Linked DNA regions of Homo sapiens: region 2 is linked to region 1. A link is a contact called in ENCODE Hi-C data. All regions are on one chromosome and are shown on one strand. Each heading gives the region's core, a stretch centred on a gene start or an enhancer-like site at or near the end of the contact. The rest is flanking DNA. Distances are from core to core; before and after follow the strand shown.

What was found. A loop is a pair of places that touch in the nucleus more often than their neighbours do. Pooled maps may share reads with other maps.
Region 2: a map with no recorded cell type shows a loop between it and region 1 (5-fold over the local background). The contact joins the enhancer-like site here to the promoter of ARL6IP5 in region 1. A Hi-C loop is called at or near these places in 2 of 37 single-sample maps with no recorded cell type and 3 of 50 pooled maps.

What each region holds. Positions count from the first base shown.
Region 1 is chr3:69,082,120-69,086,186 of GRCh38, forward strand. It overlaps ARL6IP5 (ARF like GTPase 6 interacting protein 5), which reads left to right and starts at 2,818. Exons shown (of 3, transcript NM_006407.4): 1 at 2,818-3,104. The coding sequence starts at 2,929. RefSeq lists enhancers at 1-17, 822-981, 2,589-2,898.
Region 2 is chr3:72,162,394-72,167,017 of GRCh38, forward strand. All of the region lies in intron 2 of LINC00870 (long intergenic non-protein coding RNA 870), which reads left to right. Among named protein-coding and RNA genes, the nearest start is that of LINC00870, 13 kb to the left of the region's middle. RefSeq lists enhancers at 351-400, 421-520, 1,521-1,790, 2,301-2,410. Within about 2 kb of position 1,743, at least 4 of the 41 ENCODE cell types and tissues checked have a DNase peak (open chromatin) inside an H3K27ac peak, as active enhancers do.

The sequences.
Region 1 (4,067 bases), core at 1,568-4,067:
GGCACTCTCACTGGCTTAGATTGATTGACGGATTAGAAATAGCCATCTGCCCTTGCCAGGAATGAAAGCAACAGAGACATGCAAGCAAAACCTTCAACAGATTTATTTTACTTCAAATGGAACATATCATAAACAATTAGACTATCTGCTATGGTTTTTAAACAGACAGATAGTCTGAATGGTCCTATCTAGACACACCAGTCCCATTATAAAAGCCCCATCAAGCAGGGCTCGGCTTCCCACACCTGTAGTCCCGGCTACTTGGGAGGCTGAGGTGGGAGGACTGTTTGAGCCCAGGAGTTTAAAACCAGCCTGGGCAACATAGTGAGACCCTGTCTCTAAAAATAATAATAAATTAAAGCTCCAGAAAGACCTCTACAGTGAATCTGACCCCTCCCTCCCCGGAATGAACACTAACAAAGAGCTGCTACTAATAGCATTTCAAACAGTTACTGGAAAAAAGTAATGACTCATTACATGTTCATTTTTATTTAAAATAATTTAACAAAGGTAGAAATATTTAGAGAAAAAAAAAATCTCCCATACCCCAAAGAGAGAGACAGGGTTAACATTTTGGGAGGGAGACAGAAGGGAATCATGCTATAAACAGCTTTCTCTGTCTTTTCAGAATTTATTTATTTATGTTTAAACCTCTAAAGAGGTTTAATTCTTTCTTGGGTATCAATTGCCTGTGATCAAGGAGTAATCATATTGTTACTAATACACTCTTGACAGCTTTTGGTCATGCAGTTCTGAGCAGTTGGAAGATAAAGTTCTTAGTTACAGCTTCTAATACTCATAAATCTCACCAACAGTGTGGGGCCCCACTGGAGTTCCCACTCTCATCTTGACCAAGATGATTTACTCAGCTTGCCCACAGTGCTGCCTCTTGACATTCTGAAGCCCTGGGGAATTCCTCCACACCCTCTGACTTCCTGTAACTGAGCACTGAGGCTCAGTGCATCTCTATTTAGCACTCCTCTTACTGTCTCATATTTAACTAGTGTTTCCACTGGATTGCAGAAGTTTTGAAGGCAGAGCAGGATTACATTTTTCTCCTCTTTAAAAAAAAAAAGAAAAGAAAAGAAAAAAAACCCACAGTGCTTTCACAGAGCCTCAAAAGAACTCGAAATACTTGCTGGCATTGTACTGAATATTCTCAACCTTTTCCCCCTACCCAGATACATCCACAACAATAAAGTTGGAGCAAGGTAGAGAAAAGTTAGTAGATGTTTATAATGAAAGCATAGAAAACAAATCAGATTAAAGCACTATTAATAGCAAACAAGAATCGTGGGCTATCCTATTGCTAATAACAATAATAGTAACATATAACTGTGAACCTTTATTATACACTAAGCATTTCCTATACATTCCTTCACTTAGCCTCGTCTATATGGCAGATGTTCCATTATCCCCACTTTACACATGAAGACACCGAGGCTGGGAGAGATTAAGTAGTTTCTCCAAAGTCACCTGCCAGAGAGGAAGGAGCTGCGACTCTAATTTTGCTTTCTCTGACTTCACACCATCCCATTTTTCCAGAATCAAGAAAACATGAGCACTCAGGAATATTTTCACATTTTAAACTTTATTCAAAAAGCAGCACATAAGATATATCTTAGCACTAATTCCATGCAATCACCAAATTTTCCTAAACAACAGTAGTAGTAGTAATTTCTTAGAGTCGCTGTAAGCTCCTTAACTGTCTTCTGAATTAATAAGGAAAATTAAATTATGTTTTCTAGACTTTGCATTAGTATATTTCATTACTTTCCAAGTTTTCAAAAATTGGTGATCTGAGTAGAGTGAATTCACCTTGTCTAAGCCACTTAGGGGCTTAGAGACTCTGTTATCTTAGAAATCTTCACCTTAGAATTCTACCTATTACATTATACAATTAAACAAACTACTTTTTTTCTCATGCATTGTACCAATCAGCCCCTTAACTGAAAAAAGATGACCCTTGGAAGCTTAGAAGAGAATTGACAACGAATACTTCTTTTGCCAGGTCTTTGGGCTGGGATACAAAACATCACGTTATCTATGAATATATTGTGGTCCCTCAGTGAAAGCTGTCACCAAATATTGCAATAAAACTAAGAAAACTTTTGAAGTGGAATGCATATTTCTGCCCAGAAAATGCTGGATGCAGAACAACTAGTTCACTGCAGACAACTGTTTGCTTTAAAATGTAAGCAACATGCCCAGCTCAGGACTGAAGTGGCCAGAGTGCCTACTTTATCAGAATGGCATAGCAGTCCAACAATTTAGCCTAGAGAGAACAGAGGTGGAGAACAAAGAAGAGAAGTGAAAAAAACAGACCAGCCCTTCTGTTCTACATGACCTTCTTTCCCGTTTTGCCAATCTGATTTCACACATAGTGACTCATGGTGAAACAGAGAAAACATGGGAATTGCATTCAGATGTGTAGAGGTTAGTAAGACTTAGTTTTCAAAAGCAGCTCATTCTCCATTAACACTGTAGTCGCCTTCCATTTCATTTCACTTAGATTGGCATCTGCACAGCTGCCAAAATTTTTCTCTAAGTCAGAGAACACACTCCTAGGTAAACCTTCAAAAAAGGTATTTCGAAGGAGGCAGCTTCTCTGCTGCTAGAGAAGGCATTGCCACCTCCCTTCAGACAGGGGATTTCCGCTAGTTGCTTTCTGTCATTTCGTCTCTATTCTGCACTCAGTCCCTTGTTCTGTCTGGAGGTTCCTGTTTTCCTGTACCCAACCAAGAGCCAATGAAGAAGTAAAGAGGAGCAAACACGCCCGCCCACTCCCAATTTCCTTTGCTCTGCTGTCTGCCAACCGCAAAGCCGACCGAGACGGAGCCGCTGTCAACTCTCCAACTCAGCTCAGCTGATCGGTTGCCGCCGCCGCCGCCGCCAGATTCTGGAGGCGAAGAACGCAAAGCTGAGAACATGGACGTTAATATCGCCCCACTCCGCGCCTGGGACGATTTCTTCCCGGGTTCCGATCGCTTTGCCCGGCCGGACTTCAGGGACATTTCCAAATGGAACAACCGCGTAGTGAGCAACCTGCTCTATTACCAGACCAACTACCTGGTGGTGGCTGCCATGATGATTTCCATTGTGGGGTAAGTGGGGTCCCCCTACCCGGGACACCGATCCGGGGCGAGCACGGAGGGGCCTCGGGGTGCAAGATCCCGGGATGTAGAGACGCTCTCTGACCACGCTCAGCGCCTGCCCTGGCAATTCTGCAAGCGGCCAAGCCAGTGGAAACTTGTTTGCAGGGCGAGGCCGCAGTAACCTGGGGCCCCATTTTCTGCACCAAGGGCTGAGACTTGAGGGGGGCCCTAGGGGAAAGAGGACGGGGAAAATTTGCCAGCCGCAGGGAAGAAAAATGAGAGTTCCCCCACCCCCCTGCCCCCGCCCGCGTGCCAGGATCGGGCTCTTGCTGGAAAGATATTTGTAGCGCCCTCGTCTTTTAAAAATAAGAAGAAAAAGGAAAGTGGTGTAACCCTACCCTGGAGCTGGCTGGGGCGGCAGGGTGTGGACCCGGGCTAGTGTAAAAAGGGCAACCAAGTGGCGACGCACTTTGCTGCTTTCTCTGCCTAATGCCTGCCACACTGTACAGTAAAGCTGAGCTTGGGATCAAAAGGGGGGGTGTCTCCTGGTGGCGCATCTCCCATTGTGGGGTAAAGGCTGCCATGACTGTGGGAAGATGGCCTTCTGGCATTTTCTTCCAGCAGTGGCCAGGCGTGGTCACTTTCTCTGTCTTCGCTTCCTAGCCTGAGGTTTCAATGTATCAGAAGGCCTTTTCAATACCTGATACTTAACAAAGTATCCTGTGTTGAGACTGCATGTACACCTGCTTTCCTAGAAACCACCTTTCCTTCTAGTTCACCCTTTAAGAAATGCTTCTCTCGCTTATGCAGGATGGGTGGTGATATTCTCAATCTTGCTGATTATCTCCTACACATCTTTAAAGAAAAAGCCACCCTCAGACTTTATAAAGGACTCACTTGCACTTAAATGTCTGACATTTCTATTTCAGGGCAGACGTAGAGGGAAGAAGCAGCAAGCTGGCTTGGGAGAAA
Region 2 (4,624 bases), core at 493-2,992, 3.1 Mb after region 1:
GGACAGTGGAGACAGCGTCTCTTTCGTTGCTCATCAAATCCTATGCCTGGCACAGCCCCAAGCTCAGCCAGTGTTTGTAACTCACCGGGTGTGTCAGCCCAGGACTCACCTCTCCTGGCAGGGCTGTCTTCATAAGGGATGATTTGCTTGACCAAAACAAACTCACTTGCGCTAACTTAAACACAGGGAAAGCAATCCTGAGGAGTTAGGTTATCTTGCAGGTCACAAGGACAAGAATTCATCTGGGTATCCTCTAGTTTAAGACTAGAAATTCCTCACAACAGACTGGTGCTGGGAATTGGAAAGCTGGCAGGAAGCAAATGGGCTCTTCCTCCTCTCTCTTTGGGTTCTTAAGGAGCACTTTTCTCCTTCTCTGCTTCATTTGCCTGCTTTTTGCTGTAGACCAGCCCCCAGCTCTCTGTTTGCACACCAGAACATGTGACTCCCAAATGCCTCCCCAGCACGGCCACCCCAACCACCCCAGCACAGGCAGCTCCAGCCCAAGTCTATGCACCTTAAAGGTTTAGTCCACGAAGCGACTTGATTTGTAAGTCTGAGCCCTAAGGCCAGGTCACTGGGAGGGAAATCCCATTGGCCCTGCTTGGTCAGGGGGTCACAACCTGGCTACAGATGACTCACTGGGGACTCTGGGAATAATCTCTCTCAAAAGGTAAAGTGGACAGGGACAGAGAAGATGATTAAGAAAGGAATAGAAATCCAGGGGAGGCCAGGCGCGGTAGCTCACACCTGTAATCCCAGCACTTTGGGAGGCGAGATGGGCAGATCACTTGAGGTCAGGAGTTCGAGACCAGCCTGGCCAGCGTGGTGAAACCCCCATCTCTACTAAAAATACAAAAATTAGCTGGGTGTGGTGGTACATGCCTGTAATCCCAGCTAGTGGGGAGACTGACTCAGGAGAATAGTTTGAACCCGGGAGGCAGAGGTTGCAGTGAGCCAAGATCACGCTACTGCACTCCAGCCTGGGCAACAGAGCGAGACTCCATCTAAAAAAAAAAAAAAAAAAAAAAAGAAGAAAGAAAGAAAGGCAGGGGAAAATTGAAAATTATGACAGAGGAAACAATGAGGTGAAAGAAAGGCCCAGTGTCTCAGATCGCCCTGGCTGTCCCCTGAGTTGAGGACACATCTCTTTCCTCCTTCTAAGAAGAGGCCTTGTCACTTTGTTCTTGCTGGCAGAGCTGGAAAGGCTTGAAGGAGACCACCCAGTGAGGTCACCACACAGTCCTCTTTGCTGCCCCCCATCCTCCCTGCTTTATGGTACCCAAGTCAGGGCTGCTGACCAACCACTGAGTGTCTTGACAAGTCTCAGAGAAGAGATGGACAAGGTACAAAAGTCCTCCGGCTGTTCGGCTGGGAATGGGCTCCCTAATTATGTTCTCAGCCCATACGCCCTGTGGCCACAGCTTCCAGTTAACTAGCAGCAGCCAGAGGGGTGGGGCAGGGGCAGACAGACCAGGTTCCAGGTAATTGTGGCCAAGCCGGAGCTGAACACAGAATGTGGAGGGTGTGCTGGCTTCTGGACACCCCAGATTATGGCTCTGGTGTTGTGTCTATATGATGCAACCAGGGTGTGTATCTTCCCCCCAGGGAAAGGCCCTCCCCACTCCAACCACCACCACAGGTGGTGTGGAGAACTTGCTAGATGCACGCAGTATCTTCTTCCTCCTTCTCAGGGGCCCTGCTGAGCCCAGAAGACCTAATTATATTTAGCGGGTTGCAGTTTAGGACTTGCGGTTAGGCAGGAAAGTGTGTGATTCTCCAAGTGTGGTTCCCCCTAATACCTGCATCTGAATCCCCTGGGGAGCTTATAAAAATGCAGCTTTCTGGGCCCCACCTTTGACCTATAGAATCAGAATCTCTGGATTGGTGGGGCCCAGGAGTCTGTACTTTAATAAACTTACTCTCTCCCCTCTGCTGCACATCAATCGTGTGCACACCAGTGATTCTGTTGTACTCAAAAGTTTAAGGACCGAAAATCACTGGCACAGTGGTTAAAAGCTTGGTGTCTAAACTTGGAGCCTGACTCTCTTATTAGCTGGCCCTGTGGCCAAATTAGTTACGATGCTTCATCTCAGTTCCCTCACCTGTAAAATGGGCATAAACACAGCATGCATGTCATAGAGTTACTGGAAGCACTCAGTGCCCTTAGCTGTAAATAGTGAGCACTGCCTAATGATAGCTGTCATGCTTTGTTGTGGTGGAGGACAGAGAGGATATGAAAGCTGTGAAGGCCAAAGACTAGAAGCCAACCCAGACTTAAGTCTAGAGCTGGCGGACTGGGGTGCCAGGGAAGAATGATCTCTGAGCAGAGCACAGCAAAGATGAGATGTCATCCAGGGCAAGGCCCAGAGGAGGTCACGTGCTGTAAAGTCCCTGCAGTGAGACAGCATGGGGCACCTAGGGACGAGAGCCAGACACAGTCAAGGGCAAGAAAGACAGGTAGGCAGGAGCCAGACTGGGAGAGGCCTGGTAGACCAAGGCGTGGGCACTTGATCCTGTGAATGATGAAGGGTCATGTAGGTTACATTTGCACACTGTTACACCTTTAGACACGGGCACCTGAGGTTCTTGCTTAGGGTGTGATTTATAGGGCTCTACCCTGGAGCCCACTGCCTCCCCGACAACCTGGTTGAGGAGTGGTGATACCTAAGGATTCGCCACCTGGAACCTACATCCACTTCTTTATGCATCATGCTTTACATACTTGGAACTCCTGCTCCAAACATCCTGAGCCTACCTTTAGGGTCTGTGCACACCTCTTTCTCTTGTCCCTCTTCCTTCTCCAGGGAGGCTGCTACAGCTTTTGTCCAGCAGGCCAATCTGAGAGGCAACCGTGTGTGTACAGGAGGGGTGGGCAACTCTTGGACTTGCAGTCTGTGGGGTCCACATGCGTGGGGCTGGAGATGGGCCTTGCACCCTCCTTTGTGCTCTTCTCCCAGGTTGCAGTAGGTATCGGGGCAGGACTGCTGCAGATTTGCTCTCTGGCTTGCCAGAAGGGAATGGACTAGGCGAGGCCTCCAGACTCAAGGCCTGCAGACCTGTTATGAGCCTGTTGCCAAAATCCCAGCCAAAGAAAATGGTGGCTTCTGGCTAAGTTGTGGTGGCTAGGAGTGGGGGAAGGTGACTGATTCAAGAACTATTCAGTAGGTGGCCTCATACTGTTCCCTGTCTTGTCTTTGACTGCTCATGGGAACCAATCCACCATTCCACAGGGAGGAGGAGAAAGTAATTTGAAGCTAGCAGGGTTAGATGCAGAAACAATAGGCTTATCCAGACTATACAGAAAAAGGTAAAAGAAAAAAAAATCAGTGACACACAAAAGCTAATACAATATTACCTCACTTGCAGAAGAGCATTGCTGAAAGACAGGACCTCTGGTGCATGGCAAAGACTGAAGAAGAGAGAAGTTGGGGAGGGAAGCTTTGAGTTTATGTGAGACTAAGGCTAGGTAGCAATCTCATGCCTTCTCATTGCTGCCAATGAAAAAATTTTAGCTTGCCATCAAAAAACAGAATTTCTGGAAAACTTATATCCTCCACTATGTGCTTGACAGCTTCCCCATGTTTGAAGACTCTTCTGATAAGATCAGTGTGGATATGAACACATGCGACCTTTTGATATTATGTAACAAAATGTGTCAACATTTGGTAGATCTGCAGAACTCTGTGAACCAATATTTTCCAAATAGTTGATATAATGTTATAGAATCACACATGGGTAAAAGGTCCATTTAAAACACAACATAGACAGATTGATTTTAATATGATAAAATATAAAAGCTCACTGATAGGTTTTCAGATTTCATGTTGCATCTAACCAGTACAAAAACTACCACTTGTTGAGTTTTGGTATAGTATCACAAAGGAATAGCCACAGTTATCTGAAGAGGGTATTAAAATCGTCCTTTCGTTTCCAACTGTGTGAAGCTGAATTTTTAAATACATTTTAACCAAAACAACGCATCCCAATAGATTGAATGAAGAACATATATGGGAATCTGGCTGTCTTCAATTAAGACAGAAGCTGAGGCCAGGCATGGTGACTCAAGCCTGTAATCCCAACACCACCTTGGGAGGCTGAGGTGGGAGGATTACTTGAGCCCAGGAGTTCAAGAACAGCCTGGGCAACATAGTGAGTCCTTGTCTCTGCTAAAAAAAAAAAAAAAAAAAAAAAAAAATTGTGTGGTGTGCACCTGTAGTCCCAAATACTTGGGAGGCTGAGGCAGGAGGATGATCGCTTGAGCCCAGGAGATCGAGGCTGCAGTAAGCCGTGATCGTGCCAGTGTACTCCAGCCTGGGTGACAGAGCAAGACCTTGCCTCAAAAAGAAGAAAAAAGAAAAGATTAGATTGGCAAAAATGTAAAAACAATACAACTTTATTTTACTAACTTTTAAGAAAATATAGTTATTTTTCATAAAAATATGATACACATGTTAACATATAAGGGGTTTATTATTGTTATTCTAATGAGTTAATAAATATTTTAAATACATATTTTTAAAAACATTCTTTGGGCTCATGTAGTTTTAAAGGTATAGGGTTCTGAGGCCAAAGTGTGAGAACATCCATTCAAACTATTTCTTGGAAAAATCTCACTTTTTCACTT